Linked DNA regions of Mus musculus: all the other regions are linked to region 3. The links are chromatin loops, found by intact Hi-C in ENCODE. Cell type or tissue: left cerebral cortex. All regions are shown on one strand.

Region 1 (5,000 bases), 740 kb after region 3:
TGTCTCCACATCCTTGCCAGCATCTGCTGTCACCAGAGTTTTCGTTCTTAGCCATTCTGATTGGTGTGAGGTGGAATCTCAGCTTTGTTTTAATTTTTATTTTTCTTGGCATAGATACATGTATCTACATGTGTGTGTGTGTGTGGCAGCTAGAACTCACTGGTAGGTCTCATTCTCAATTGCTCTCAACCTTATATTTTAAGAGAAAGTCTTTTCACTGAGACCTGGAACACACCTCTTTAGCCAAAAGGGCTGGCCAATGAAGCACTAGGGACCTCCTGTCTTTATTTCCCCAACACTGGGATTATAGGTGCTTGCAGTTGTATTGTGATTCTTTACACAAGAGCTTGGGATCTGAGCTCAGGTCCTCATGCTTGCACAGCGAACATTTTATTGACTGATCCATCTCTCTAAACATTTGGACTTCTATTTAGTTACTTCTGAAACATTCATGTTGCACAGTCACATTAAAGATAGCTGTGTCTCCTACAGCCTTGGTGATACACCAGAAAGAGTGTGGAGATACCTTCAAGGTCCAAAATATCCTCCTTAAAGGGAAATTTTGGTACTGCATTTTACTCAGTGTGGGGCTAAGAGACATGGGCCAGAGAGTTCTGGGGTACTTATGATGGTAAAAAGATTTTTTTGTTTTGTTTGTTTTTCACTAAGAATATGTTGTACAAATTGATACAGATGCTGGCTTGCCCATTTGCAGTTAGGTCCTGTCACAGCAAGTGTCCCATTACCATTTACTAGTCCTCATGTTATGGTTTGAGCATGTAGACTAGAGGTCTAGCCAAGCTTCCTCAAACAAACAAGAAAGACAGTGGTTATTGTTTACAAATGGAGATGGTGGGTATTTAGGATCAAGAAGGCAAGTTCTTACTTCTAGAGAAAATCCTTCGTGTGTAGCTTGGAATAGAGGCAGGGGAATTGCCTGCATGGTTTTCAGATGTTGCGTTTTGCACAGCTTTGTCCAATAATGCTGTAGATGCAGGCTTTCTACCCAGTGGCTGTGTGTGCCTATCTATGAGTCTACACATTGCATACGCATGGACTTGTGACTTGAAGGACTCCAGCCACCCCCTCTGAGAATCCCACCTGTGGTCACAGGGGCTGTTCTAAAGTCAGTTTTCAGTTGGCCTGAGCCAGTTTCTCCTTTTTTTTTCTTTGTGAAACATCACTTGAGAAGTAGAAAGGAAGCTGATCTTAATTCTTCCTTCAACATGACATGCCCTTTTGAAATCGTACAAATAACCGTGTCTGATTGTCATGTTGAATTGCAAGCGTGGATGTGAAATGCTCCTTTGTCCGACTGAAGCCAAATATTAGGTCATAAGTCAACATTTTGCAGAGAAACTTGGAAATAGAGGTTGAAAATTTATATCTTTTCATGGGAAAACTTGTTTGCCAGTGTGTGTGTGTGTGTGTGTGTGTGTGTGTGTGTGTGCGTGTGGGAGGGGGATTACAAAGACTGTTATCTTCCTATGTGGATGGAGAGAGATGTATGTCATTTTGCAACCTGGGTCAAAGTCCTTTAAGACTTCTGAGATTGGATTGGCCAAGGAATGAGGCCTTGACATAATATTTGAATGGTGCTGCAGGTGACAGGCTGTAGGTGGCACAGATGTGTATCATTTCTTACAAGGTTATGTGAAAGGCTGCAAGAAGCCAATTCCCAGTGCAGGAGGTCATATTCTGCCCACAACTATTTCTAATGGAAAGAATCTGCCAAGGAAATAAGACATCTTGGGTTGTGGACACTTAGGGTATTGCGAAAAGAAACCTCCTGCTAGGCGTGGTGTTGTTTGCTTATAATCCTACTACTTGGGAGGTTTAGTTGGGTCATCATGCCTTAAAATCAGCCTGGGCTATATCATAAGATCCTTTCTCAAAACCTAATCTTCCCAACCCAAGGGAAAAAAGAAAAATGCAAAGAAATAAAAGCCTGATTTTTAGCATCCATTTACTTCTTGGAGAATCTTAGGGGAAATGAAAAGCCAACAAAGGCAGGAACTGGAACAATGCCCTGGACAGTACCAAGGAGCCTACAGCTTGCCAACTTGGTTTAATTTTGTCTATGATGCTTCAGCCCTATTACCAAGTCTACAGCTATGCTTTACAGCATCCAATGTGAGCCATAGTGGTAAGGACAACAAGGCAAGAGGCATCTGTGTGTTAAACAGAGAAAGGAAACTAGGCACTTTGATACATTAAGAATGTTATGCAGTATTTTAAGAAAACCAAGTGACAATGCCTCTTTGGAAGAAGAAAAGCCGTTCACATTCCTTCCGAGTGCCCAAATTTTAGTCCAATTTAGAATCACTGATCAAAATAGAACTGAGTGTCTGCTGTGGAAGAGTTTGAGAGGTATCAGCTAGGGATGCAGCTAGATTCACAGTTGAAGAATTTGCAACCATCCCATTGTATGGAAGTACTGGGGCCAGAAACCTGCTCTTGCTAGAGCACGATAATCTAATTTAAAGGCAGCCTAGGCAGCACAGCAAGGTTCTGTTTCAATCCTGTCTGCCCACAACAAAGAAATTAAAAGATGCATGTATGTTTACATTGTGTATGAGTGTATATACTTATCCTCATTGTACCCATCACATCCCATTCCGTAATGAGGTCTTCCCATGCATAGCAAACTCTAGATGTGCTTTTGCTTGGTATTTCATCTTGGCCATCCAGAGACACGAAACCCATGTACATGTTCATGGTAAGCAAGACGTGGCAGTCGGGAGATTATTAATAAAAATTATCACAATCCCTTCAACATTTATATGGTATTTATTATATGGTATTATGTGGCCCCTAAAACTCTGCTCTGCAGTCTTACACCCCAAATGTTACTCTCTATACTCCCCAGGGGTGAGTGTACTAAATTGAGAAGTGAGTCAATGTCACTGTGACCTACGTCTAGCTCATGCTCTCCACCTGCTCTATGAACTGTAGATGGATCTACTAAGATGAATGGTTTCAATTGGTGGTATATTTACAAGTCACAAATGCTAAGAGAATTAATTGTACAGTGTGAGTAGGACCACATAGAGGAGTCCCCGGAACCTAATTATTGAGATGTCACACTGCTTGAAACTATATAGCTAGATAGGATGCTGGGCTTCATGGTGATTTGGGTCTTTCAGGCAAAGAAGGGGAACTACGCCTTTCTATGGGATGTGGCCGTGGTGGAGTATGCAGCCCTGACAGATGACGACTGCTCAGTGACTGTCATCGGCAACAGCATCAGCAGCAAGGGCTACGGGATTGCCCTGCAACATGGCAGCCCCTACAGGGACCTTTTCTCCCAGAGGTAGGCACAATAACAAATCATTTCTAGCAGCCTTGGCAGCTGGAATAGAAGGAAAACCTCCTGCTATGACATAAGAGCCATTATCAATGCATTGATTCTTCCCATCTTCCTAATTACTAGCTAGGGACCAATGTGCCTTTCTCTATACCTCTTCTTGGGCCCTGCATAAGTACTAGGGTGAAAAGAAGAAGTTCATGGCCTCTTTGTAGGAAGACAGCAGTGTGGGTAGAACTATGATATATGTAGATAATATCAGTGCAGAGTCAAGCAGTGTCCCAGGAATGGGGTTGGGCAGAAGAGGGCATCTGATATGGCCCAGGACTTCTCATGGGTAGTAATATCCAATGCACATAGGAGTCAGTCAGATAAATGACTAAGTAGGATCTGGGGAGGCCGAACAGTCTCTTTTTAAAAGTATATCTTCAAAGTGTGAGTTGTCCATGTGGAGATGCAAAGTAATAGAGTCGAGAAGCACTGTCTCCATCTGTAGCAAGGTGACCTGATGAGTCCTGTGGACTTTGGATCAAATTTCCTGGCTGGATGAAATAGATGCTGCTGTCCACTGGGGCAAGAGATGGACCTCGCCTTTTTTTGTTATGAGAGGCCAACCTCTCATTTCGTTTCTTCTCCATTCTCCTCATGTCAAAAGTAGGCTTCTGGGTTTCTGTGCCATCCTCTGAGAGTTAATTAATTCTGATCTCTTCTCATTAATATAGGGAAACTCAGGAGCATTGTGGAGAAAGAGGAGGGATGGCTAAGTAGAGAGGAAGTTTTCAACTATGTTAAACTGAATGGATATCTCCTTCAGAAACCAATGCAGCATGTCTACTTTGTTCTTGGGTTTCATTTCCCATGTGATTGTTGGTATGAGTTTGTCCCTTGAGCCTGCTTAGGTTTAGACTATTGGGCATGATCAAGTTCCAAACTGCTGTTCTCCCTCAGAATACCAATCTCTCCTTATCCCATAGTGGTTCTCTGTTATAGCAGTTTATATGGTCTGAATGATCTGGATTGAAGCAGGGAGGGTAGAACTGAATGATATTGGTAAACTCAATGCTTGTTTTCTTGTAGCCAGTTTACCAGCCAAGGCTCTTGTCTCACAAGAAGTCTAGCCTTGGACCCTCAGATTGGACATATCTGACGTGGCATCCTGCTGAGGGAAGGAATTAGAATTGAGGTGATTGAGGAAGTTCTAAAGGAAGGCTCTGCCTTGGCTCATCGAAACCCGACAAGAGGTGGCAGGAACATTGTCATGAACAAATCCGTTCAGTGCCAAGCTTAGGGATAACCACCAGTTGCCTGATTAACACATGAATTGCAGCCTTCATGTGTTATCCACTTGAAGAATATCCATCTGGAGAATATCCAGGTTGATACAGGGAAATTATTGAAGACATCCTACTTTCTACCCTGTAATTCAGGGAGAAAAGGAGTGTGTTCTGTGCTTTATGCTCTTCCAGCATCCAGCTCTCCTGAGTTCCAGTCCAGCACTGGACCATGTTACCATTGTATCTGCAAACCCTACTACCTGCCCTTTCCTGGATTTCTAGACTGGATCCTCTTGCTCAGGATCAGCTAAGCCTCAAATGCACCAGAGAAGGCTGAGAAGTAGGGTTTGCAACCAATGTAGTAAGTATTGTGCTTTCAAAACTTGGTGAAGATGTAGGAGCAGTTAAGTGTGGCTTTA
Region 2 (5,000 bases), 120 kb after region 3:
CAATTACCTATTCATGTCATGAAATTTTGGCAAAATATAGGAAAATAAAAAAAGAAAAACACTTACAAATTGCTTTCATTTTGAACATTTTGCATTTTTTTCCTTCTGGTCTTTCTTTCATGCATATTGAGTTTTATTTAATTGATATTGTAAAATACATAGATTTTTACATCATTTTTCATGTACCTTTCTATGTATGACAAGTGCTTTCTTATATTGTTGTGGGGTACACGGCTGTAGAGGCTGTGTGTGCTTTCTTTGTGTAGTGCTTCCATAACCACGAACTACTTGCATCTTTCAGATAGTTTGCAGTGTTCCTTGGGTACCACTGAGTGTCCTCTTTTACTTTTGGATCTAGTTCCATGGTCTGGATAGTTTCCCAGAGAGTAATGAGGAACACAGAGCATGAAAATGTCAGGACTCAAAAAAAAAAAAAAAAAAAAAAAGAGCCGGGTGTGGTGGTGCACGCCTTTAATCCCAGCACTTGGGAGGAAGAGGCAGGCGGATTTCTGAGTTTGAGGCCAGCCTGATCTACAAAGTGAGTTCCAGGACAGCCAGGGCTACACAGAGAATGTCTTGAAAAAAAAAAAAAAAAGAAAATGTCAGGACTCCAGTATCCTTGCACAAATCTTTAGGAGCTGCCATGCTTTGCTCACTATGCATGCATGTGTATGTGTGTGTGTGTGCACATGTATGTGTGTATATGCACATGTGTGTATGTGTATGCACATATATGTGTGTATGTGTATGCACATGTATGTGTGTGTATGTGTATGCACATGTATGTGTGTGTATATGTGTGCATGTTGAGTATGAGATAGATCACTGTGTACTCCTTGAGCTCAAGGGTCATTAGACGAGCCATGTAGTTATGGAGGTCGTGTGCAGAGCCATGGCAGAGAATTGTGGGCATCTTGAATGAAGGCTGTGGCCAGCCTCGGGAGGTTGAATCGTTCCTGAAGCAAGAATGAGCATGAAGATGAGTTGAGGAGGTGAGGGGTGCAATCTAGTATGTACAGGTAGAATGAAGAGCATGAGGTGCAGACATTGTGTGCCTTCACGAATTGCCCCAGGTAGGCACATATGTGTGTGTTTGAGTGCATGTAAATGTAGAGAGGTCAACATCTTATGCTGACGTCTCTCTCTGAGACAGTATCTCTCACTGAGCCTGGGGTTCCCTGACTTCCCTAGTGTAGTGGGTCGGAAAGCCACGGGTTCCTCCTGTCTCTGCCTACCTACGGCTAGGATTATGAGTATGCACCACTGTGTCAGCTTTTAAAAAACTAGGTTTTCCTCTTTCAAACCCTGTCCTATACCCTTCTTTGCTCTATTTCAAATGCCTGGGTTTCTTTTTCATTAATTGTTGTTATATATGTACGTTCCTAAATACACAACCTGCTCAGTCTGTATAATGTTACTTGTATGTATATGATTTCAGGGCTGACCATTTGCCATTGAGTAACCCATTGCTGTGCTCGTCCCTGGGGAAGGCTTTCTCAGCCTTCCTTAGCCGCCTGCAGAGTTGTTGTTGATGTTGTTGCAATAGATGGAGACCATTACAGAAAACCAAAGCTAATTAAAATATAGAGTTGCGGAGCCCGGTTCCAAATGATAGGTCTTCAACCCAACCCCTGAAGCCCCGGCTCAGGAATCATTGTGGAAGATGAAATGACCATGAGAGCCAGGGGAACAGGGAGTTTGCATTGAGACCGTGGCTCTGAATATCAGAAGCTAATATTCATCAAGTCCCACCAACATGGCTGCTACTCGTGAGCTGAACAAGGGCTATATTAAGAGATCTGCTAACATGGATGGGACAGGAGGCTCACAGAGCTACAGGCAACTAAAGACCATGGGTTCTGGGTATCAGAACTGAGATTCTCATGACTGTGTGGCAAGGATTTTACACACTGAGCCGTCTCCCCAGTTCTCACTGGGTGTCTGAAGACAGACACAATGTTTAAATGATTGGATTTCCGAGAAGCCAGGGTGGAGGGGTAGAACATTTGGGTAGCTATGAGATCCTTGAGAGAGACCTCATGTCCTTTGTGTACCCAGCCTCAGGCCCTGCATGGGAAGTGGAGGAACCATTGGGACCTGGGACCCGAGTTATCATCTACAATGTCCCACAGTGTGTATGGCAAAGCTCTAGTATGGGAGCAGCTGCCATTGGTGCCAGCCAGTGTAGGGGATAGCCCTTCTCACATCTTTTCTACCCTCTCCCTCCCTTCTCCTTGGGGTGACCACCCTTGTTTTTCGCCACTTCCCCAGCCGGGTCTGAAGCATTACATAAACTGTAGGGCCCCCACTAAGGAACTGCATTGTCAAAGTCGTTCAGCGTCTGCTGCGTGCAGCAGATGGCTCGCTGCCATCCACAGGCTGTGTTTTCAGACTGCATCTGCTTCCCCACATTCGTAAGACATGCTTGCTTCAAAACTGGTGCGTGGAGTTGGAGTGTGGGAACAGGATCTTTCTATCTGCTCTGATGGCCCTAGAAGGTATATGAGCGTGTGGTCAACGGTGGCGCGTGCCCCTTGTGGTTACTGGGCGACGACGTCTAAAGTTCAGGCTCCTGAGTGGGTCAGTCTCAGAAAGGGCTGTTGTCATCTCAGTCTCCTTTCTCCTCTGTGCCCTTGGTAACTGCCTGAGCTATGGGTGCATCTTCCTTTGTGATTGTCGAGTGGCTCTTGAACAATCCTGGGCAACTGTAGCCAAGCACTTCATCTGGGCTTTGACCCAGTATCCTCATGATAGAACTCAAGTGGACTTGAATCCTGCTCACCACCTCTCCTTATTCTGGGTCCTCTGGGGGTAAGTATATGTCTTCCTGACATCATGATGTCATCCAGAGCTTACAGACACAAGCAGTCCAGTTCAGACAACAATTGCAGAGCACATGCTACACTCTTCGCCCATGAAAAGGAATACACAAATTCTGCAGCATGAGTTTTGGTCTCCTCCCCAGCATTTGGCTACAGCCCAAGGTGGGAAACATCATCTAATTCAGAGTTCTGTTTGGTGAATCAGGGGGATCGGGGGTGGATCCCTTCTCTCCTACCCTTCTTTAGCTAGCCTGGGTCAAATGATGGCCCCTTCTGACTTTTCTTTCCTCATCTGTTAAATGAGCCTGAGATGTGTAGCTTTAATGTTTCACCCACTAAGGTTCATAGGAGCTGCTGACCAGGCTGGAACTGGCTCTTGGTCTGTGTGGGGAGGCATCTCAGGGCCACAGGCATGAGCTGCTGGGTGGAGCTGTGTGGATGAAGCCTCTACAACAGTGCCCCATGCTGATCTCTTCCTGTCTTTTTCCTTCCTTTCCAGCCTGTGACCTCATGACCCAGGGAATTTTGGCCTTGGTCACATCCACGGGCTGTGCATCCGCCAATGCCCTGCAGTCCCTCACAGACGCCATGCACATCCCACACCTCTTTGTCCAGCGCAACCCCGGGGGTTCACCACGTACTGCCTGCCACCTGAACCCTAGCCCTGACGGCGAGGCCTACACACTGGCTTCGAGACCACCTGTCCGTCTCAATGATGTCATGCTCAGGCTGGTGACAGAACTGCGCTGGCAGAAGTTCGTCATGTTCTATGACAGCGAGTATGGTGAGTCTGGGGAGGCGGGGCTGAGGCTTGGGTCTAGGGACAGCTTGATGCTGGGAGCCTAAGAGTAAGAAGCTTCGACCATGGGACTCAGTACTGGCATACTGTCAGGGCATATATCCACGTTGGTGGTCTGGGCTGAGTTTTCCTCAGGGCGGTAGGGCCCAACCTTGAGCTTTGTGAATCAGGGAAGAGCTGCAAAAACAGATCTGTAGATAGGCACTAAAGTTGCCTAGCAACATCACCTTATCATGACAGCTGAAGTTTGAATCATCTTAGAATTTTCAATAAAATATTAATAAACTGCTGGCAGGGATCTGAAGAGCTACGTACAGGCAGAAGTGGAGGCTGCCTGGCTAGGTCTTCCTGGCACCTTCTCTGAAGGCTACCCCTCATGCTGGATGGTGGTCCTCTGAAGGCTACCCCCATGCTGGATGGTGGTCCAGCCTCAGGTTTTTGTTTACATTCACTTTGATCTGCCCTGTTTCAGGGTCTGAGGCTGGGGCAAAGATCAGAAGTAGGGGTCTGTTAGCCGGTGGGCCTGAGGATATGCATGGCTGTGCGTGGCTTCTTTGAAGACCTCGTCTGTGGAAGTAAGCATAATTTATTTGTTAGGAAACCATAAAAGCCAGCTTTGGAGAAGCAGGTTCATGTTTTCTTAAAGCTTCTCTGTAAGAAGACCATTTCCAACCCTGAGGCAAAATGGTTTCCACGATTTGTGCTTCAGAAAGGTTTTATTCGGAGACCATTGATAATCACATATCACTACTGAGAAATAATGTAGAGGGATATCATGCGTCCTCCACCCAGGTTCCCTAAGGGTAGCACTTTAATGAGCTGTATCACTTAATTAGCGGTATCACAATATCACAACCAGGATTTGACCCTCCTGCAGCCGGCAGACCCTTCATAGCTTGTGTCTATGTGTCCGATTCCAGTCTGCTGTGGGTGTTGGGTCCTTTGTAGTTTACCAGTTTCCATGTATATGTCCAGACCAGTCTGCTTTGGGTGTGGATTCTTTCTGTAGCATTTCTCTAGCATGCATATTGGTGTGATCACTAGCCAGGATCCAAAGTGGTTCTCTTAAGAATCCCTATGCTACACGTTTATAGCCACAGCCCCTGTGTCACCTGTTCCAGGTTGCTGGACACTTATGGGGTTTGGAAGCCCCCTTGGCTGAGGTTAGGATGGAGCTGTACAACCCTGTAAAGTCCAGTTTTGTCTCCCGGTGAAATAACCCGTTTGCCAAGCATGTAACTAAGAAAAGAAATCAGCATATGTTTGCATTTGCCTAAATACTCTGCTTCCCTTAGTCTGGGATGTTGTCCTCAGTACTTGAACAAATAAACTGTTGGGAGTCTTACAGGAAGAATTGAAAGAGCAAACAGTTACTGTGT
Region 3 (5,000 bases):
GTGTGGGGCCATCTGAGCTTCTCAGTGCGACTGTCGCGTTCTGTCAGCCTGTTAGAGTGGACACAGTGCTTGCCCGTTTCTCGGTGTGTGTCTGTGTAGCTCTCGGTGTGTGTGTGTGTGTGTGTGTGTGTGTATCTGGTTGTGGCAACTGCAGCCCAATCCTGGACAGTCCTAGAGTTTCTGCCTGATATAAGTCTTGGGGCCAGCGTACAGTGTGGATGGTAGGGGTGAACGGAAGGAGCATGGATAGTGGGGTGGGGGGCGCTGGATGGAGAGGAAGAAGAGGAAAAGCAGAGGAAGGGGAGACCGGAGGAGGGGTAGTGATCAGGAGTTTGGAGCAGAATGGCTGGGATCTCGAGAAGTTGGGCCCGGTTGGGGGACTAACAGCGGTCGCTTATGGGGGAGCCCCTCTGCAGTCGCCTTTCCGGAAGTTGGGAAAGACCAGCTAACACGGATAAACTGGGGGTTGGGAGGTGTGAGGAAACGTGGCTGATGTTACCCGCGGAGCAGAAGGTGGAGGGGATGACAGGGACAGAGTCTCTACTCCAAGGGCTGCGGCCTCCCCTCTGGTGCCGGTGCCGGGCCAAGATCCAAACGTGCTTCCCGCCCAGGAGCCAGAGTGGGTCTCGCGGTCAGCATTGCGGCTCCAGTATAGTGAGGAATTCGGGAGCCGAGTCCTTTTCCTACCCAGCTCTCGGCTCCAGGGCAATTAGAAGGCCAAGCAATAGGACCTTGGCAATGACCCTCGGCGCCTGGTAAAGGGGCTGTGGGGGGTCAGTGAGGACCCCAGAGCAGCAGTCCAACTGATCTCCGCTATAGGGGCAGGGTCAGGGAAGCTGTGTGCCTAGTGAAAGCGTCAGGTCTGCCAGAGCTCCGGATGAGCTGTTCCTGCTTCTAGAAGGGCCATTCAAGAGTGGTTTCTTCTGGGACTCTCCAGTCTTGCTAGATCAGAATGTCTAGGGGTTTAGGATATAGCCCCACCCCTTTCATACATACAGGAAGAGGAAGTGAGAAACGAAGAGCAGAGGCACCAGGCCTGGTAGCATCTTGACCATACAAGATTCTGGTTATCAATGCCTTCTGCTTAAAGAAAAAAAAGTCTTTGGTGCAGGAGAGCCGGCCGGCCGTGGACCACCTTTTCACTTCTGCATTTGCCAGGGAATGCAAAGGAAAAAAAAAAAGTCATCACTCCATTCTGGAATTGGGATAGGGGAACCTTATCATTTTGGAGAATTTACTCTGGTTCCTGGGATGGGATTTATGGGACCACATCAGGTGCATCTGAGCAGGAGGCTACCTCAGTCTCTTACTGTATGGGTCATGGCTGGGACATGAGGTGCTTTGCTTAAGAAGCACATGTGACCTGATGGTAGCATGTGGGCTATGAATGTGTAACTTATGTCAACCGTGCACGTGTATGATGTGGCGAGGGGAACACACCCCGTTTGGGTTATGATGGGAGATGTTTAAACTACCCAATCAACAATCAGCACAGAGTCTTGAGGCTAGTGCCTCATGCCTGAAATCTCTCTACTTGTGAAGGCTGAGGCATAAAGAATCACCATGAATTGAAAGCATCTAGGGGCACAGAAGGAGAACCTGTCTCAACAAAGCATTATAAACCAAACCAAACCAAAGTCTAGCTCAGTCCTCCCACCACGTGGTACCCAGTGGTCTGACCCTAGGGCTAAATGAACATGGGAAGGGTTCCTCTCCAGGCTTGGTCTTGACCCCTCTTCTTCCTCAGGTGCCATCTTCGAGGAGAACGCAGCCAAGGACGACAGGGTGTTCCAGTTGGCTGTATCAGACCTGAGCCTCAATGATGACATCCTGCAGAGTGAGAAGATCACCTACTCCATCAAGGTCATCGAGGCCAATAATCCGTTCCAGGCGGTGCAAGAAGGTGAGTGGTCACTGAGCCCATGCATGAGTCACTAGGCTGCAGGCAGTGAGGCCGTGCAGCAATGGGTCCAGGCAGGGTTGCTACCCAATCCGTTGTACAGAGCCTCTTGGGCACTTACTTGGCTGCTATGTCAGGCATGGTGGCGTGTCCTCCCAGGCCTAGCAAGGTAGGCGGTTCGGTGCGGTCTGGGCAAGCAGAGAGCCTCTACGCACCTCAAACGGCTCTCCTGGCAGGACTGTGTGGCTTCTTTCCGGCCAGGTGGATGCGCGTGTGCGCTCTGCGCCGCTACCGAGCAGGCGTGTGGCTCAGGGAGGTCTTTGTTTCTCGCGTGTTTGTGGGTGGGTGTGTCTTCGTGTCGGGTTCCCGTTGTCGTGTGCACTTCCCCAGAAGCCTCTTGTGTCCTGCAGCCCACGGGAGCTCGTAGCTCAGAGCTCTTCCTGTTTGTCCTGTCTGTAGCCCAGCCTGTCGAGCGCTCAGTTGCACACTCTGTGGGTCCTAGAAGCTTCTGCCCCTCGGGTCCTCAGCTTCTCTGCCTCTCTCCACTGTGTTTGGAGCAGTCCGTCTTTGCTTGTGCTTGCTCGGTGGACCTAGGAGACGTTGCCGCCTGGACCGGAGGTGGGCGCTGTTCGCTCAGGAAAAGAGCCTAGCTGGACTAGGTCTGATGGCAGAAAAATACTAGCTGCCCAGGGCAACAGCCCCCCCCCGCCCCCCGCAGCTAGCTCGCTTAGGATTCGCGGAGGCAGGGGCAACAGGTGGGCAGCCAGTGAGGCCACCAGTCTTTGCTGGCACCCTCTGGCACCTGCACTCGCGTAGTGCACTTACATGTGTGCAGGCAAAACACATCTATACATTAAGTAATGGGAGCTACTACTGCTTTTAGCATCCGCAGATGTCCGTTGTCTGATGTCTTCTGATACATTAGTGACAGCAGCTCCCTCTGTCTTTCCTTCCCGTGCATTCCCTCCACGCCTACTCGGCTGGAGGCTCTTGAAGTGTCCCCTCTCTCTTGTTGTTGATTTCTGGTCAAGGCCCTGGCAGGAACCTGCTCAACTATATTCTCTTTCCCGCTCTCCTTTGTCTTGTTTACAACAAACAAGGCTCCGTTGTGGTGCTAGTGCTTCCGAGTGCCTCCGATACAGGGGTACAGTAGAAAGCATAGCATGTAGGGACTTCTTCCCAGAACTGGCGGGGCTACAGGGCAGGGAGCTCAGCTGTCAGTTTCTCCCTGGGCTTGCTGGGCCTAGGGTCTGCCTGTTGCTTTGGGTTATATACTGTCTACCAGTCTGCCGGTAACCTTCAAGATGGGTGAGCCATGGATGGATGGATGGATGTAGTCTACAGTGCTGGGATCTTCACACAGCATGGGGGGAGGACTTTGAGGGCCTTCTGGTTTTAACTACAGCAAAAGATGAGAAGGGGGCAGCTCTTGGGGAGGGGCTGCTGGCTGTAAGGCTCAAAGGGTGGAGGATGTTTTAAACGCCCAAATCTTCAGTCTCAAGAGCTGAATGGAGGTGGTGGTGGGTAGGGAGAGACTGGTGTTGTTTTATTCTGAGATCTGTGGGGCCGGTGAGGTGGCTCAATTAATAACACTTCCCACTCTTGAAGAGGACCCTGGTTTGATTACTACCACCCATATGGTATCTCACCACTGCCTGTGACTTCAGGTCTAAAGTACACCCTCTTCTGGCCTCTGCTGGTACCTGCGCAAATGTGATGCACTTATGTGTTCAGGCAAAATACTCAATACATACATAAAAGACTGTGAAGTGCTGCTTCTGGCTCTGGCAGAGGTCTGTTGTCTTATGTCCTCTGAAGTAGAGTCATGGGGGAGTGCCTGTCCTTCTTATGTGGCCCCATCCCACAATCTGTCTCCAGATGCCCTCTGACCGCAGACATTTTTGTGGGTGTGTTCTCATCATGACTCCTTGGGACCTCTGTCTGTGGCCTCTATCAGATTAGCACACCTCGACAATGGTTGCAGGTTCTGGTGACTTTCTTCATGGTGTAGGGCATAGCTATCTCTACCAGAAGGACCCCGGGGACTGAAGGTGACAATCTTACACAGTTTTTTTTTTTTATTTGTTTGTTTTTTCAAGACAGTGTTTTTCTGTGTAGCCCTGGATGTCCTGGAACTCACTCTGTAGACCAGGGTGGCCTCGAACTCAGAAATCCACCTGCCTCTGCCTCCCCAGTGCTGGGATTAAAGGCGTGAGCCACCACACCCAGCCCTTACACAGGGTTTTAACCGGAGGCAGGGTGCATACATGGATGAACTGTGCAGCTGGGTCCCTGGAGAGGTCATCTCTGTTGATGAAACAGCTGTCACACAGCTTCAGCAGATTTGTGCCTTGGTGGCGGGAAAAGTCCTAGTATTGTAGATGTGCCTTTTTTTTTTTTTTAATGAAAAAAAAAAAAAAAACCAACTTTAAGAGACGCCTCATGGGGCTGGAGAAGTTAAGAGCACTGGCTCCTCTTCCCAGAGATCCTGAATTCAAATCCCAGCAACCACATGGTGGCTCACAACCATCTGTAGTGGGATCCACTGCCCTCTTCTGGTGTGTTTGAAGATGGGGTACTCATATACATAAAACAAATAAATCTTTAAGAAAGAAAACAATGCACTGTTGTGCGCTTAGTGTGCTCACATAGCAAGTGGCTACTCTGGGCATCCAGACAAAGCTTCCTTAAAAGAAGAAACAAGAAACAAGAAAAAGGAGACTGTCTAGGTCTGTACTTCAGTTGCAAAATAGAACTTTGGGGGGGGGGGTGTGTTTTTGAGGCAGGGATTTGCTCAGTAGCGCAGGCTCTTCTTTTACTTCATCCTCCTGAGTGCTAGCATTAGAGGCTAGCCTTCCTCCAGCACCACACTTGGTTCTCATACCTGGTCTTTTACTTGCCAACCGGTGGAACAATCTAAACAACAGACAACACAGAGCTATGTGCCATTTGACCTTCAAGCCCCAAGTGCAATTTTTTCTAGGCAAGCAAGGCTCTAGTCAGGGCCTTTTACTGGTTTAGACATTGTTTGTTTGTTTGTTTGTTTTTTAAATGGTCACTAGTTTCTTTTTTTGTGTAACTGGAAAAATGTCTCAGTCTC
Region 4 (5,000 bases), 74 kb after region 3:
CCTAGTGTGTAGCCAAGGCGACATCTTTCTGGTCATGCTACTTTAGTTACTTAACTAGCCAGTAAAAGCAAAAGGCCAGGCAAGTGCAGGTCCCAGGCTTCTGTGAAGGATGGCACTACTGGGAGGATTTCTGAGGGTGGCCAAGAAGCAGCTCTTTCCCCTGCGAGTCTCTGAGTCTCTGCTCAACAGAGTTGGCCTCCTGGAGAGGCTTCCTCATCTGTGATGCCACGGAAGACAGGGCCGAGGTGCTGCGACCAGGCGGTTAGGAGGTCTCTGTGTTGGGCGTCTGTCTGCCCGAGTGCCTGCCTCTCTGTTGCTCTGAAGGAGGCAGGGGCTGGGCCTGCAGCTGCCTGGGCAGAGCTGCTCCTTCGAGGGACACACTGCTGGCTCCTCTCTCTGGTTACAGACTCACGACGTCATGCCTCTGGTCTACAGCACACCTGACCTTCACAGCCAGCATGGGCATCACTATGCCAAGTCAGGGAAGATCCTGGAAGTCTGGCCCTAAGGACAGAGTGGCGAGGGAGTGGACATGACTGAAGATGGGCTCTGAAGAAGTGTAGTGAAGCTTAGGTCAGGTCCACTTCGTCAGATAAAGCTGCATCTGGAGTCCTTCATCCAGGGCTGTGTGGCAGGGTAGAGAGCAGCAGGGACTAAATGTCTCCCAGCTGTGGGGCAGGTTACAGACTCCAGCCCTGGGAGAAAGTGGGACAAGGTGCTAAGGGCACACAGGGAGGGCAGGCTGGGAGTTCTATTAAGTGTCCAGGCGACAGAGATGTTGCAGAGAACTCAAAGATGAAGAAAATGACATTGAAGACCAAGGGGTAAGGTTATACCTGCTCGTGGGGTTGGCCTCCTAGCTCCACAGTGACAAAGCTGCTGGGATGGGGGAAGCCAGCAACCTACAGTCTGCCATGGCTCAGCCTGAGCATGAAGTGGAGAGTTTAGTTAAGGCTCTATATGAGAATGAGCTAAGTGAGCATCCAAGGTCACTGTGAAACAACATCAACACAGAAGCCATGAACCTGCTGGAAGGAAGACAACTGGAATATGTTCCCAGCTCTGCCGTGAACTTGCTGGGTTCTTAGACAAGTCCCCTCCCCTCTCTCATTTTCATCATCTGGATCCTCTGTATAACTGAGAGCTGGGCATTTTCAGTCTGTCTGAATGGCATGCTCCTCTCAATAGAGTGCAGTGGGGTGGGGCAGGGGAGATTCAGTGGTCTATAGAGTGCCTTGGTGTGGGGCAGGGGAGACTCAGTGGTCTAGCCTGTATTCTGTTGAAAGCCTGCTCCTAAATACTAGTTGGTGTTTGTAAATCAGCTCTTATTGAGACTTCCTGTGTGCCGGGCACTGTGCTAAGCATTTGACAAATATTAATTCTCTTAATTTCTAAAGCAGTATTGGGAGAGAAGGTGGGGGGACCATCCCAGAGAGGCAAGGTGATGATGCAGGGTCACACAGCCAGGTCTCCAGCCCAGACCTGGGGACCTAGGATCCCAGTTGCTCTCCCTGATCTGATGGGGACCTTGGAGGTTGCAGAAAGAAGTGAAGAAAGTGGCTTGTTTTGCTGAGTGAAAGAAAGACCACTGGACAGGAGCTTAGGACTCAGGGGTGGGTGGGGTGGGGGTGGATGGGGTAGGGGGGGGGGAAGAGGGGTGGGTGGGGGTGGGTGAGGACGACCAGTCTTTCTCTAGAGAATGCCCTCTTTCCTACAGAAGGACCAAACTCCTCCTTGAAGCCTTCCCAGCTGGGACCACTGAGGCCCAGGGGAGTCAAAGGTGAGTTTATAGGGGTAGCATGGCCTGCACGGATATGTAGGAATCGAATGCAGGAGTTTCTCTTCCAGGCACACACTCTAACCACCAAATTTATGTACGCAGATAAAATGCAGGGGGGGTGTAATGTCAGATTAATGGATAAATAACCGTCCTGGGTTTTGGCACGGTGGCGGAGCGCGCCAGTGAGAAGCCTCATTATGTGCGGCTCTGCCTCGAAGAACAAGCCTCTCGCTGCCACCCCAGCACCGGGCCCGCGAACAGAGCATGAAATTGTTGGAAATGGCTCCCCTTCACCCTCAGAACAAAGATGTTTTCTCCAGCATAAATCGGCTCTCTCTCGGCGCGGGGGCCGGCGTTCCCACAAACGCAGCCTATGCTGCGCTAGCGGCCGGGGGAGGGGGCTGTGCGCCTGGGAACGAGGGCTTCCTGCCTGGCTGCTGCGGTGGCTCTGTCTCTGGGCCTCTGGGGACAAGGAGCGCAAGTCTGTAGTGATGTGGAACCTTGTGTGGACTGAGGTTGGAATTAGAGCTCGTGGAAAGGCAGCGAGCGTAGTGCTGGGTGATTTTTTAACCTCTCTGAGTGCAGTATGTTCGCAGCGAAGTGGGGCCCTGGTAGGGAGCAGAGATAAGGTGGAGGATGAGTGACAGATCCAGCAGCAGATCCAGCAGTGCTAACAGCTGCCAGGCACGGGGGTGGAGCCATAAGTACCACCCAGCCCCCTCTCTCCCATCCAAGTCCTGGGCAGACCAGAAGAGTCAGTCCCTTTTCTCTCTCTTCGTTCTCTTTCTCCTGGAGGCAGCTTGGGCAGTGGAAAGAGTACCCAATTCATGTCACTGCCTAGCAGTGTTACCTTGGGCAAACTGCGTTACCTCTCTGAGCTTCACTCTTGGTACCTGCTGGTGGAGAACAACAGGTCCACCTTTCAAGACTGGTTATAAAGAGTGATGTGCCAGGCACACACTGCTCCTTGGATAGTAATATTCCGTAACAGATGCTTAAGGAGTCTAGCCCTAAGACACGGCAAGGGCATGCCAGCTGGGCATGACCTTCAGGGTTTTCAATGGGAACTGGGACCTTTATGATGGTGGCTGCTGGATGCAAGCATGTGTAGCGTTCATAAACACCTACCCAGGCCCTCTTGGGCAAACCCAGTGGGTTTCCATACCTCGTAGCACCTGGCCTTGTAGATAGTGGGTTCTATTTACCCTTTCTTTCTCCTTTCTGTGGCCTTCCTCTCCTACTCCATACACTCTAAGGAGTTTCTTGCTGATCCAGATTAGAGATGAGGAAGAGGAAGTTTGAGGGATTGTCCTAGACCTGGGCTTGGTCATATGAGGCCTGGCGCAGGAACATGGGGTGACCTTTGCTGCTAATGGACCCTTGGCTAGGTAGTATATAAGGCATGTTCCAGGCACTGGGAACTCAAGTCAACCAGTTACCAATCTTGCAGAGTTTGCTTGCCTTCTGGAGAAGGGCAGTGATGCCTGGTGACAGGCTTGGGGCTCTGCACTCACCGAATGTCTCATCTGCAGCACCAATGAACAGATTATGTCCACTCTGTCCCATGCTGGCAGGTCTGGTGTGCCCTGTGTCCTCCAGGGATCCAGCAAGTCCCACCGATACAGAGCCCCTGGCATATATGAGGCAGCCTCAAGCTAGATTCTGTCGGATTATTTTTTGCAGTCATATAATTTGCTGGGGCGGGTCTCAGTTTCCTCCTGCCAAAGTTGGGGTAATAGTCACTCCACCTCTCCTGGCTGGGTAGAAAGCCCCTATGCAGAGCCTGAGCAGGCTGAAGGGTGCTTCTTTCATGCTAGGTGTTTGGGTCTTTGTGGGCTCATACGACACCCCTCCTTTGCAGCTTCTACGAAGGCCATCTCTTAGATCTGATGAACACCTATCTGGTCTCCGGTAGAGCAGACTCCCCAGACAGCAGCTCCATCTCCCACCTGCCAGATCTTTGTTTAGCTCAGAACTAAAGACAAAGCAGAAAGCACAAAACCTTTCTTCCATTGAAAGCAAGGGAGCTATCTGCCTTGTCAGCTCTGGAGTGGCTCAGCAAGGCCAGGAGGCTGGTGATGGGTGAACCTGTCTGTGGGGCCTCCCTGAGGCACTTTCCATCACTGTCCTGTCTGTCATCATGGTTTTCACATTTGCAGCCAGATGCTGGGGAAGTGCTCTTGCTCCATGTTTGGAGGAGGAATACTTCCCATGTTCACCTACACACTCTGTTATAGCCCAGCTCCTAACAGCCCTCTCTAGCCCCTGCCTTGGGCCTCTGGGATGTCATCTACTGTAGGCGTGTCTGTCAGTTCCCACAGAGACCAGGAGCTCCTGAAGGCTTTGCTGGAGTCCAGGGGTCATTAGAAAGCCCAAGGCCTGCTGGACGTAAGGATCAGAGTTAAGGCTGTCATGAAGTAATACTCACAGTGTGTAGTTAATAGTGCACGAATGGCAGGTGGGCGGTGCCTATGCCTCCCGGTTTAAGGTAGCAGATAATAAGAAGAATGGTGCTTATTGACCTAACCACCCCACATGGTGATTCTTGCTTGTTCCATGACCACATATTGTCTGCCTCACACTAACTAAGCTCACAAGAGACTGACTTCAGTTGAAAGCATGTCAGCTTATTAATGAGAAACCAGAGCCTGTGTTCTCATGGGTCCCTCCAACGTCCAAAGAGCAAGACCATCGGGTGATACTGACATTTGTTTTGGATCCCAGGAGGAGGCTTCTTGACTATCATTTAGAATCCCCTTGCTTCCTGTCACCCCTCCCCTCAGCCCACTTTGCTTACTGTTTTCCATTCCATTTCCATTCCATCACTCTCTTCTCTGTTCCCATCTCCATGCTTGCCACCTGTGCTAGCTTCTATCCTACACATGCATTGTTAGGGTGAAGCTAGAAGCTAGACTCTATATTCATTGGATTAGATTTTTTTTTTATTATGGTAGTGGGGATTGAATCAAGGGCTTCTCTTGTAAGCACTCTACCATTGAGTGATACACCATTTCTAGAAATAATTACTTTTAATCTGGGTGGTGCTAACAGCCCACAATCTTATCCCTGCCCCCTACCTTTTACTTAAACTTAGAGCATTTTCCTTCAATGTTGGACAGACCCAAGTTTTCCTGTTCTTTCCTGATATTTTATATTTCCTAGTTAATATGAATATATGTAATTATACATTACTTGCAGGATTTAACACCATTCTCCAAAA
Region 5 (5,000 bases), 250 kb after region 3:
GTACTTTTTGGCTAATATCCACTTATCAGTGAGTACATACCATGCTTGTCTTTTTGGCACTGAGTTATCATACTCAGAACAATATTTTCTAGTTCTATCCATTTGCCTGAAAATTTTATGATGTCCTTGGTTTTAATATCTGAATAGTATTCCATTGTGTACCACATTTTCTGTATCCATTCTTTGGTTGAGGGACATCTGGGTTGCTTCCAGTTTCTGGCTATTATGAGAAAGGCTGCTGAGAACATAGTGGAATACAGCAAACTAATAGTCGACATCAAATTAAAAGGAGAGCAACTTGAAGCAATTCCACTAAAATCAGGGTGAAGACAAAAACAAGGCTGCCCACTCTTTCCTTTACTATATCCTATTCAATATAGTACTTGAAATTCTAGCTAGAGCAATAAAACAAAAGGAGATCAAGGGGATACATATTGGAAAGGAAGAAGTCAGGTTATCACTATTTTCAGATGATATGATCATATACTTAAGCAACCCCCAAAATTCTACCAGAGAACTCCTACAGCTGATAAAGAACTTCAGCAAAGTGGATAGATATAAAATTAACACAAAGAAACCAGTAGCCTTCCTTTATACAATGATAAATGGGCTGAGAAAGAAACCAGGGAAATAACACTCTTGACAATAGTCACAAATAATATGAAATATCTTGATATAACTCTAACCAAACAAGTGAAGATCTGTATGTCAAGAACTTTAATTCCCTGAAGAAAGAATTCAAAGAAGACATCACATTATGGAAAGATCTCCCATGCACATGGATAGATAGGATTAACATAGTAAAATGGCCATCTTACCCAAAGCATTGTAGAGATTCAATGCAATACCCATCAAAATTCTAACACAATTCTTCACAGACACGGAAAGAACAGTTCTCAACTTCATATGGAAAAACCAAGATCCCAGGATAGATAGAACAACTCTGAATAGTAAAAGAACTTCTGAAGGAATCACCATTCCTGACCTCAGACTACTTCAGAGCAGTAGGTGATAAAGACAGCATGTATTCATACAGAGATAGACAGATCAATCAGTTGAATAGAGTTGAAGACACAGAAATAAACCCATGCACATATGGACATTTATCTTTGACAAAGAAGACTAGTGACTTCTTAAAATGCATGCCTTCAGTGAGTGCTACAAGTTCCCTGCTCAATGCTGCTTTAACTATATCTGACACAGTTCAATTCATTTGTCTTCGTTTTGTTCCAAGAAGATTTCTGGGTTGTTTTTGAGACATCCTCTTTGACCCCAATGTTGTTTTATAGCATGCTGCCTGGAGATTTTTATTATTATTTGTATGTTATTGATTTTCAGTTTGATTCCACAGTGATCACAGGACACAGTCTGTAAAAGCCCAAGATTTCAAACAGGATCTGACAGTTGAACAGAATGCACATTTTGTTTTTTTGAGTAAAATGTTCACAAGTGTGTGTTAGATGCTGTTGGCTGATGGAATTGGTCGGTATTATGTTCTTGATGATTTTCTGTCATTCCCTTTTTGTCTCTGGCAATTTCCTTTGCTCTCAAGTATTCTTTATCTGATGTTAATGGGCAAGTCTTGATTTCTGATTTCAGTCTGTTTTTCTCCCTATTACTTTACTTTCAACTTCTTTATTGTTCATTAGAGAAATTTTCCTATAACAAGCTGAGATTTTTTTTTCTTTTCAGTGCAGCATAGTAGCGTATAGTTGGCCATTTGTCCTTGTTGACGTATTCAAGCTTATATCTGCCATGGTTTTGGTGTGTGTGTGCGTGTATGTGTGTATGTATGTGTGTGTGTTTCTGTATGTATGCCTGGGGAGGCTAGGCAGTCTGGGGTGTAGCTAGCTAGTGAGCCCCAGGGACCTTCCTGCCTCTACTTCCTCAACATTAGCATTGCAAGTATGTGTCATCATGCCCAGCTCCTTTTAAACGTGGGTTTTGGAGAGTAGAACTCAGGTGGTCATGCTTGCAAGGCAAGCATTTTACTGATTGAGCTGTCTCTTCTGCCTCTGTACCTTTCATTTCATTTATTGGCTCCAGTTGATCTCTGTGCTGTATGTTTATTTTTCTTGACTCTTTTCTGAGTAACTTGAACGTTATTTAAAATTCCATTTTGATTTATCTATAATGTTGCTTAGTGAACTTCTTTGTCTAGCCTTTGAAGTGGTTTTCCCCAACTTGAGCACTCACATATGCACCCACGTACCCATGCACCCACGTACCTATGCACCCACGCACACAGTCTCATTATTGTCTGCTCATTGCCATTTTACCAGCTCAAGAGAAGCACAGAAAACTTATCTCTCTTTTGTCTTTCTTCCTTGCCTATATATAATTGTCTTACATATTTATTGCACTTATGTGTATAACTATACCAGACAGTGTTATAATTTTCTTTCAATTGTTAAGCAAAATTTAGCAACTCTAAGCAGAGAATGAAAGTATATAATACTTACCCTTATTATTTCTTACCACATTCTTTCCTCCTTTGTGCTATTTCAAGGCACCTTACTTGACAATTTCCTTTCTGTTTCGAGTACTACCTGAAGCCTCTCTTTAGGTTGAGCCTCCTGACACCAAATTCTGAATGTATTCATGTGTGAATGTCTTTATTTTGCCATCACTTTTTACAGGATATTTTTCATTGAATTTATGATCCTAGATTGCAGGTCTTTTCCTAAAAAATGTTGAAAAATGCTATTGTCATTCCTATGGAAAATGTCATGTCACTCCCTCATGGGAAATATCGGGTCACCTACATATGACCTCGGTGGTTCTGATGAGAAATAGTTTGCCATTCCAATTGTTATTTTTCCTTGTAAGCAATCTCTTGATGCGTTCAGGATTTTTCTCTGTCTTTATTTTATCAAATACTTGTCTATATGTTTTTGATACAGATATCTGTGGGTTTTTTCTACTCATGAAAGCTTCCCGAATCTGTAGGTTTACATCTTTTGCAAACTAAGCAGTGCGGGCCATTGTTTCTTCAAGTACCTTTTCAGCCCCACCCTTTCTCTCCTCCTTTTCTGTGACTCTGATGTGCCAGTGTTAGATTCTTAAAGTAGCGATGGTTCCCTTAAAGTCTATTTCCCCATTCTTCAGATTGGGCAGCCTCTACTATTAGATCTTCTAGTTCATTGGCTCTTGCCTCCAGGCCTCACGCCCCACCCCCCTGCATGGAGTCTTATATTGTTATATTTTTTCAGTCTACAAATTTCCTTTTGATTCTTGACCTTCTGTTGAAGTTTCTGTTGTCTTTTGGCTCAAACATATTGGCAATTGCTTGTTGAAGCATTTTTTTTAATGATCCCCGCTTATACATGGTTGTCAGAATGTGAATACATCTTCCTTGTTCAAATCTATTGCTTGTCTTTTCTTTTCCCATACAGCTTGAACTTCTTCTGGTTCTTAATGTGAGTAGTGATCTTTATTTGAAACCTGAATATCTTGGGGACATTTCAAATTCTGCTTCTTACTTATTTATAACTTATATTTTAGCTAATTCTCCTAGTGCTGTCTGGGAAATCAATTTGTTTCCTCATAATTATGAAATCAGGGTAGACATCTAGGCTGTTCCCTGGAATTCTGCTGAGGGCTAGGGCTGGGGGCAGGGCTTCTTGTTTATGCTGGGGCACGTTTGGGAGTATTTCACACACTGTGCTGTGAGAGTATGTGTATCCATGTGATTTCTATATTTCTGCGTAGAGATGAGTGTTCTCATCTATATGAGGACTTGTCAGACAATGCCCACCACAGGCAATGAGTACTCTATTTCAGCCAGGTGGAAGTGGAAATTCTAGGCTTTTCATTTGGGCTTTGTGAGTGTGAGTGAAGCCAAACCACTATGCCCTGAAGTGTCTGGCTAGACACCAGAGCAACATGATCATTGTATCCAAGTCTGTTGTTTTGGTGGCCTTTCCTCGAGCTAGGGCTGGCATTACCTGGGGATTTCCCATCATGCTGTGAACTGTTGATGTTGCAGAGTCTTCAACTATGAAATGCCTGACACAGAAAGGAAACTCATGATGTCATTGCCTTTGTCATGATGTCATTCTTTAAGGTTCCTAGCGGCTTCTCTGCTTTCTTTTCTTTCTTCCTTCCTTCCTTCCTTCCTTCCTTCCTTCCTTCCTTCCTTCCTTCCTTCCTTCCTTTCTTTCTTTCTTTCTTTCATTTTCTTTCTTTCTTTTTTTTTTTTTTTAACACTGTTGCCTTAAGGCTTTGGGGCTTGAGGTTGTACCTAGTGGTACTACTAGGACAGAGTATAATGTCTCCAGAAGCAGGTTCTGCTCTCTGACCTCTGCTAGGCTGGGATGGCGCTTCCCTAAGCCGGCATCCTTCTAGCAACTCCAGATCTAGAACAGCAATCCCCACATGCTCTTGGCCACATCCCTCATTCTTTAAGCACAGAGATACAAAATTAGTCAACAGTTGCTCATTTTTCAAGCCTGTTTAAAGATAGAATTCATTTGAATGCTTAACAAGTAAATCTGGCTTCTAAGAAAGTGTTTAAGGGATCTCAAGTGGAGGATATTTATTTAGTTCTACATTAACACGTGTGATCTCTCTCTCCCTCTCCGTCTCTCCCTTTTTATTTGCTTTTTATCCCATTGTTGTCTTTTAATTAGGCAATTCCTTCACAGGATGTTCTTTCATTGAGAATTATTAAAGATATAAGCTTTCTTTTATCAAGCTGTGTGCTGTGCAATTGTATACACTTTACATTTGACTCTGGGGAAATTTAGGAATTGTGGGAGAGAAGGTGCTTCATTAACTGGTGGAGCAAGATTGTGCCTTTAAGCGGAGACAAAGCTACGGAAGTGTTGGTAGGGCTGGGACAGTCCGTGGTTGTTGGCAAGGACAGAGGCAGCCAGTGTCAGGGCCTTGGCAGACAGTTGCTCCTTCTGTGCTGCCTACAGTACGTGCCCTGCATGAACTGAAGGACAGTGGGGGGTGGGGAAGGCTAGTCTGCACAGGCCTGCCCAGGGGCTGCAGGC
Region 6 (5,000 bases), 61 kb after region 3:
TGTAGGACTTTCCCCTCTCTGACCAGACAGCCTCCTTCCTATCCTGGGTTGTAGGATTGCAATCTCGGGACCCAGTTGACCGTGACAGTGAAGAAGAGGAACAGGATCTGTCTGGGAGCCATCTTGGGTTAAAACTTAAGTTTTGGGATTCTGGCTGGGCCACTTGACTCTGTCAGATAGGAAGGAGTTCCCTGATATCAGAGCTGCACATGAGCTGTTGCCACTTGTCCTGGTCCTAGGTCTTGGTCAGGAGCTATGCCTGTGTCTGGGGCATGGATGGCGGACTGGTTTTTATTAAGTGGTTCCTTTAAGGATGGGGTGTGTGGCCCTTATGCCTGTAGGGCTTCCTCCCTGGTGTAGGACAGACACAACAACACTGTGATCCATGGCTCAGCTAGATGGAACACAGAAGTGGTACGGTTGGTAGCCTTTGCCCAGGAGTGTCTTCCTGTTCAGGACTCACAAGAGAGGAAGGCACTGTGGGGTGACTGGGCACGGCTTTCGGGGAGTTCCCACAAACCTTCTACTGAGTCCTATTCTTCCCCGCTGGGTTCCCTGGCTTCTCCTCCTCAGCTAACTTCTGAAAGTTGGGGGTTTGTGTATCTTGCCTGCTGTGCTGTGGATCTGGGGTCACCTGGGCTCTGCTTCCCCTTATTCTACTGGGCTCCTTCTTGGCTTCACTCCCGGGCCTCACACACATGGCCCAGGGTAGCCTCCCTCCAGATGGGCTCTAAAAGAGCAGAAGGGCAGTGAGTCCCATGATCTGTGTAGCTGTCCTGGGACATGAGGTGGTCAGCATCTGGGACCTCCTTGGCCTTGCGTGGAGCCTTGCAGAGACTGGGAACCTGCTCCGTTTGCTCTGGGTGTTTCCTCTCTAGGGCTGCTCTCTCTGGCCGAGGCTTCAGGACAGTATGGACTGAGGCAAGCCCTCTCTTGGTTGCCTGTGAGATGCAGAAAAGAAGCTCCTCCCACCTTCCGCACTGCTTCTGGCCTCACTCTCTCTTGCCCCTTACTGCCCTGAAGGACCCTGTCCTTGGCTCTTCCTCCCGACAGAGCATCTCAGTGCCCCCAGTTGATGGTACTGTGTCTCTCAGTCTCTTAGTCTCCATTTTCTGTTTTCCTCTGTCTTCTCTGTCATGAAGTCCTAAGTAGTTTGGTTATCTGCCATTCAGTTCACTTCTTTTGGTGGGCACGGAGAGATATATTAATTAAGTGACAGAAATCCAAGTTAAACTAGTTTAAGTAAAATGAGTTTTTTTTTTTTTAAGCTTGCTTTTTGAGAATATATCTAGCTTCATACATGGCTGGGTCTAGCAGTTTCAGATGATCATGAAGCCTTCTATTCCTGCTTTCTCTCTCAGGCTCCTCCTGTGTTATTTTCCCCTTCCCTTCTCAGTCTGCCCTGCCTGATGGTAAATTGACCACAGGACCTCTCCCAAGTCTGATCTTTAGTGTCTGGTCTTAGCATGAGTGAGGGTCCCTTCTTGGGAAACTTCAGCAGAGGTCCGTCCAGCGTGAGTCAGCAGCACATGGTAGGCAGGACATTTCAATTGGTCCGATCTTTCTCTGTAGGGGAATGTCCAGTGTATTAGAGAAGGAGGCGGGCAGGAGGCTCTGCGGAAGAAAATGAGAGTGGGGATTGGGGAAGGCAGGCTAGGGCAGCCCTGTGGCTTGGGAAGCAGGGAACTGGGATGATCAGAACCATTTTAAGAAGATTAAGCCAGCAGCCATGGGGAGAGTGGGTGGGCCATGGGACGTGGTGAAGGGGGCCAGAGGAAGCCGGGTTGAAATGGTGTGTGCTGACTCACTAAGGCGGTAAAGAGCTTCAAGGGACTTGCAATGCTCTGATATTAGTAATTTACCATTAGGAAGGTGGCGTAAGTGATAATACTGTCCTGTGGAGCTTCCTCTCTGTTTCTCGTGACCGGCTGATATTCCTGGGGTGAAGATGATTGCTCTGTCTTCGCCAGGCAGTATGGAGCTGAGGATGCTGTACCTCCCCTGCACTCTTCCCAGGCATCACTGTGGGGACCCACCAGTTAGGCTGCTCGCCTTGAGTGGCAGAAGTCTCATCAATCTATTCCTCAAGCGAAATAGGTGCTTGGATCAGGCAGACTCTAATGGCCCAGGGAGCAAGAGCTTTGGAAGTGAGAGCATGACATCCATACTGAAGCTGGAGGGCAGGCACAGAGGAGGGAGTCCTATGGCTGTACAGGAAGGAGCTGAGTTCTGGGAGACAGGCAGGTTTGCTGCCCTCCGGTAGCACATGCACTATCTCAGTAGTATGCTTGCATTGCCTTCTGTGCCCACGAGGCTGGACTCACTGTGCCCAGGGAAGCCCTTGGCCATACATTTGAGGGGAAGCTATGGTTGTCCACTGCTAGATGGAGCTTTTTTTTTTTTTTTTTTTTTTTTTAATCTGGGAGTTTGTGCCTTGCTGCTTTGGGCTTTGGGAGGTAATGGCTGCAGTGAAGTTTGAGCGCGAGCCTGATGACGAGGATCCGAAGGTACCGTGTTAAGTTGTTCTTCTTCAAGCAGCACGTAGGCAGGCCTGCGGCAGTTCAGCAGGACTTTTTGGCTCCCATAAAGTTCCATTTCATTTGAGTCATTTTGACGACCAAGTGTTTTGTGTGGATGTTGCGCACATTCTAGAATAACTTTGAGAGTTCTCCATCATCATCTTGCATATCTTGTGGGCATATTATTAACGTCTCCGAGTGCACACCTCTTTATTTTTGCATGCAGTGCAGGTGATAGAGCCACTGTGATTCTTATAATGACCTCCTACCTGGATATTTTGGCCTCTCTTCAGCTCCCTGAGCCCTTTCCCTGTAGCCTTGCTTGTTGAGGGAATAACTACGCAGGAGATGTGGGAGTTTCTTGGCATTTGCCATAGAACTTGGCTATGGATAGGCAAGCAGGTGCCACAGTGTGTGTGGTAAGAGTCCCCACCCTTTCTTTTTTGTGCACATACTTAGATTCCGCCATATGGCTTGGCCTTTGACAGAGCATCTTTGGACTGCTGTGAGCATAGCCACAGGTGCCTTTTTCTAAAGGAGGTGATAGCGTGACTCAGAAATGGGCACTTTTAGTTGGAGGCAGAAATTTGCAGAGCTGAGCTGCCATGTGGGGTGAAAGAGGAGGAGGAGGAGAAGGAGACCATCATTGCTGAGGGAGAATTTTCCTGCAGTTTGTAGGAACATCCTCTATGGCTGCTGATTGCAGTCACCTTTAGCTTGCATGGCTAGGAGACCTCAGAAAACTCCAGGACAGAACAAGCTCAGAGCTGAAAGCACAGAGCTCAGAGTTAAACCGACTACTGAGATGTCACCCAGGTTGGGGAAACGGTTAAAGAAGGACGTGAAACTAGATGTTATGGAAGACATCAGGTATAGTATGTAGGCTGTTCTGTGCAAACCAGGCCATGAGAAGGGGTCAGCTAGCTGTCTTCTGTGGCCTGTCTGAGAGTCTAGCTGGCCATACTTTGCCTAGGAAGCAAAGAAGCTAATGCACTTGTCCTAAGGACAAGCCTCATACACAGTTCTTGGGTTGGGAACTTGTGGTCCTTTTGGACTCAGGGGCTGATGTCTAAGCACTGTGGACTGGGACAGTCAGCCGTGGGTCATTTTCATGTTTCCCCTCTGTTAAAAAGGCACTTGGTAGAGTGACAGTAGCATCCCCTGTCAATTGAGCAGCAAGTTACTGGGGCCAGGCACAAGGCTTTCATCTGATTGCCCTTTGTCTGAGGTAGCCCCCAATGCTCAGTTAGATGTGAATTTATCAGTGACTTGACCTGAAGTACCAGTCCCGCAGAGAAATGGTGGGGAATGTGTTGATCACTGCCACTCCCGTTTTTCCTATGGCAAGTCCTCTTCCCCATAGATCTGCTCTTTCCTACTCTCATCTCATGGCATACCTGGAGCCTCCCATGCTAGGCTCTTCAACAACTTCCACAAACCAGGCTTTCTCCGTGTATCCTCCTGGATTTCATCTTACCAGCATTTAGGGTCCTATACTGTGTAGCCTTCTTGTCCCTGGATGGAGTGGTCCTGTCTTTCTCTCTCTCTCTCTTTTTTTTAAATGCTCTCACACACAGCCAGAAGTCATATGTCCATCTTCCCTATCAGCCCCTGGGGCTTCCAAGAGTCCCAGTAACATAGCCTGAAGGAGCAAACACCACATGGCCATGTCTGGGCCCTGGCCAGAGCCTGAGCAATGGTGGCTGAATCCTTGTTGATGACTGAAGGCCCTAGTTTCTGCCCCATATGTGTCCCCAGTTCCTTCCTAAGGCTAGTGGCAAGTGTCAGTGTTGGTAGAGCTCTTGCTAGGTGCCTGAGTGCAGAACATTAGTCTCCTTAAGGGCAGGCATTATTGTTAGGTCATATTTCAGAGTCAGAAGGTTAGAAGCAGCTAAGTTTCTCATGCCCAGGGTCAGGACCTGGTAGGTTATGGGTGCCTGGTAGTTTTGGGGTCCACTCTCCCTCTTTCTGACCCAGCATCTCAACCACATGCTGAGGGGTGAGCCTGTCTTCCCTGGAGAAGCTCTTCCTGGAAGGCCTGCCTCAAATTCTCACCCTCTTCCCTTTGACCTCACTCATGGGAGAAGGTGTGTAGGGCGTGTCTGAAGCCCATGGAAGTTCCCCCAAATTTAGTGACCCAAGCAATCAAGAAAAACATACCTGAGCCTGGGCTCTTCCGCTGCTGAGGGAACTGTAGCAGCCACTTCATTTATAGCATCAGCCACCTGAACTGAGGGACGCTGGCTACTCCCCATGGCATCATTTCCAAATCTTTGATTGGGCTCTGATTTCCAGGCTGCTATAGGCTGATGGTCCAGGCTCTTCTTCATACCTTTTTCCTATTATGGAGGAGAATAAATATCTCTAAGCTTGTAGTGAGATCCAAGAGGAGGCTGTATCTATACTTAAACAAATACCTGTTCCCACGCTAGGTGCCTGTATATATACCTCTATACACTCATACCTCTGCCTTATCTAGAC

The links. Hi-C counts contacts between places; a loop is a spot of excess contacts. Peaks named below come from ENCODE experiments on the same cell type or tissue, not always from the same donor. Only the 100,000 strongest peaks of a DNase experiment are listed, where the experiment ranks them.
Region 1: a loop joins it to region 3, with 6 times the contacts of the local background. A loop is called at or near these places in 2 of 42 quality-filtered maps.
Region 2: it touches region 3 in a loop (2.9-fold over the local background); 2 of 42 quality-filtered maps call a loop at or near these places.
Region 4: a loop joins it to region 3, with 2.5 times the contacts of the local background. A loop is called at or near these places in 5 of 42 quality-filtered maps.
Region 5: it touches region 3 in a loop (3-fold over the local background); 5 of 42 quality-filtered maps call a loop at or near these places.
Region 6: it touches region 3 in a loop (2.4-fold over the local background); 5 of 42 quality-filtered maps call a loop at or near these places.

The regions. Positions count from the first base shown.
Region 1 is chr14:35,559,349-35,564,348 of GRCm38, forward strand. Grid1 (glutamate receptor, ionotropic, delta 1) reads left to right here. Exons shown (of 16, transcript NM_008166.2): 14 at 3,147-3,313. Among named protein-coding and RNA genes, the nearest start is that of 4930596D02Rik, 250 kb to the right of the region's middle. In left cerebral cortex, no CTCF peak of the experiment used is centred here; a DNase peak (open chromatin) is centred at 2,192; H3K27ac peaks cover 371 bases.
Region 2 is chr14:34,942,432-34,947,431 of GRCm38, forward strand. Grid1 (glutamate receptor, ionotropic, delta 1) reads left to right here. Exons shown (of 16, transcript NM_008166.2): 3 at 3,322-3,606. Among named protein-coding and RNA genes, the nearest start is that of Mir346, 50 kb to the left of the region's middle. In left cerebral cortex, a CTCF peak has its summit at 300; DNase peaks (open chromatin) are centred at 2,386 and 2,946; H3K27ac peaks cover 378 bases.
Region 3 is chr14:34,820,806-34,825,805 of GRCm38, forward strand. It overlaps Grid1 (glutamate receptor, ionotropic, delta 1), which reads left to right. Exons shown (of 16, transcript NM_008166.2): 2 at 1,748-1,903. Among named protein-coding and RNA genes, the nearest start is that of Grid1, 3.2 kb to the left of the region's middle. In left cerebral cortex, CTCF peaks have their summits at 2,512, 3,599 (motif pointing left) and 4,428 (motif pointing left); DNase peaks (open chromatin) are centred at 506, 1,329, 1,936, 2,525 and 1 more place; H3K4me3 peaks cover 2,200 bases; H3K27ac peaks cover 25 bases.
Region 4 is chr14:34,894,337-34,899,336 of GRCm38, forward strand. The region is part of intron 2 of Grid1 (glutamate receptor, ionotropic, delta 1); the gene reads left to right. It overlaps Mir346 (microRNA 346), which reads left to right and starts at 273; the gene lies at 273-370. In left cerebral cortex, a CTCF peak has its summit at 2,185; a DNase peak (open chromatin) is centred at 2,085; H3K4me3 peaks cover 752 bases; H3K27ac peaks cover 1,032 bases.
Region 5 is chr14:35,069,929-35,074,928 of GRCm38, forward strand. All of the region lies in intron 4 of Grid1 (glutamate receptor, ionotropic, delta 1), which reads left to right. Among named protein-coding and RNA genes, the nearest start is that of Gm41133, 61 kb to the right of the region's middle. In left cerebral cortex, no CTCF peak of the experiment used is centred here; DNase peaks (open chromatin) are centred at 2,228, 4,408 and 4,891; H3K27ac peaks cover 623 bases.
Region 6 is chr14:34,881,843-34,886,842 of GRCm38, forward strand. All of the region lies in intron 2 of Grid1 (glutamate receptor, ionotropic, delta 1), which reads left to right. Among named protein-coding and RNA genes, the nearest start is that of Mir346, 10 kb to the right of the region's middle. In left cerebral cortex, no CTCF peak of the experiment used is centred here; DNase peaks (open chromatin) are centred at 2,606 and 2,969; H3K27ac peaks cover 453 bases.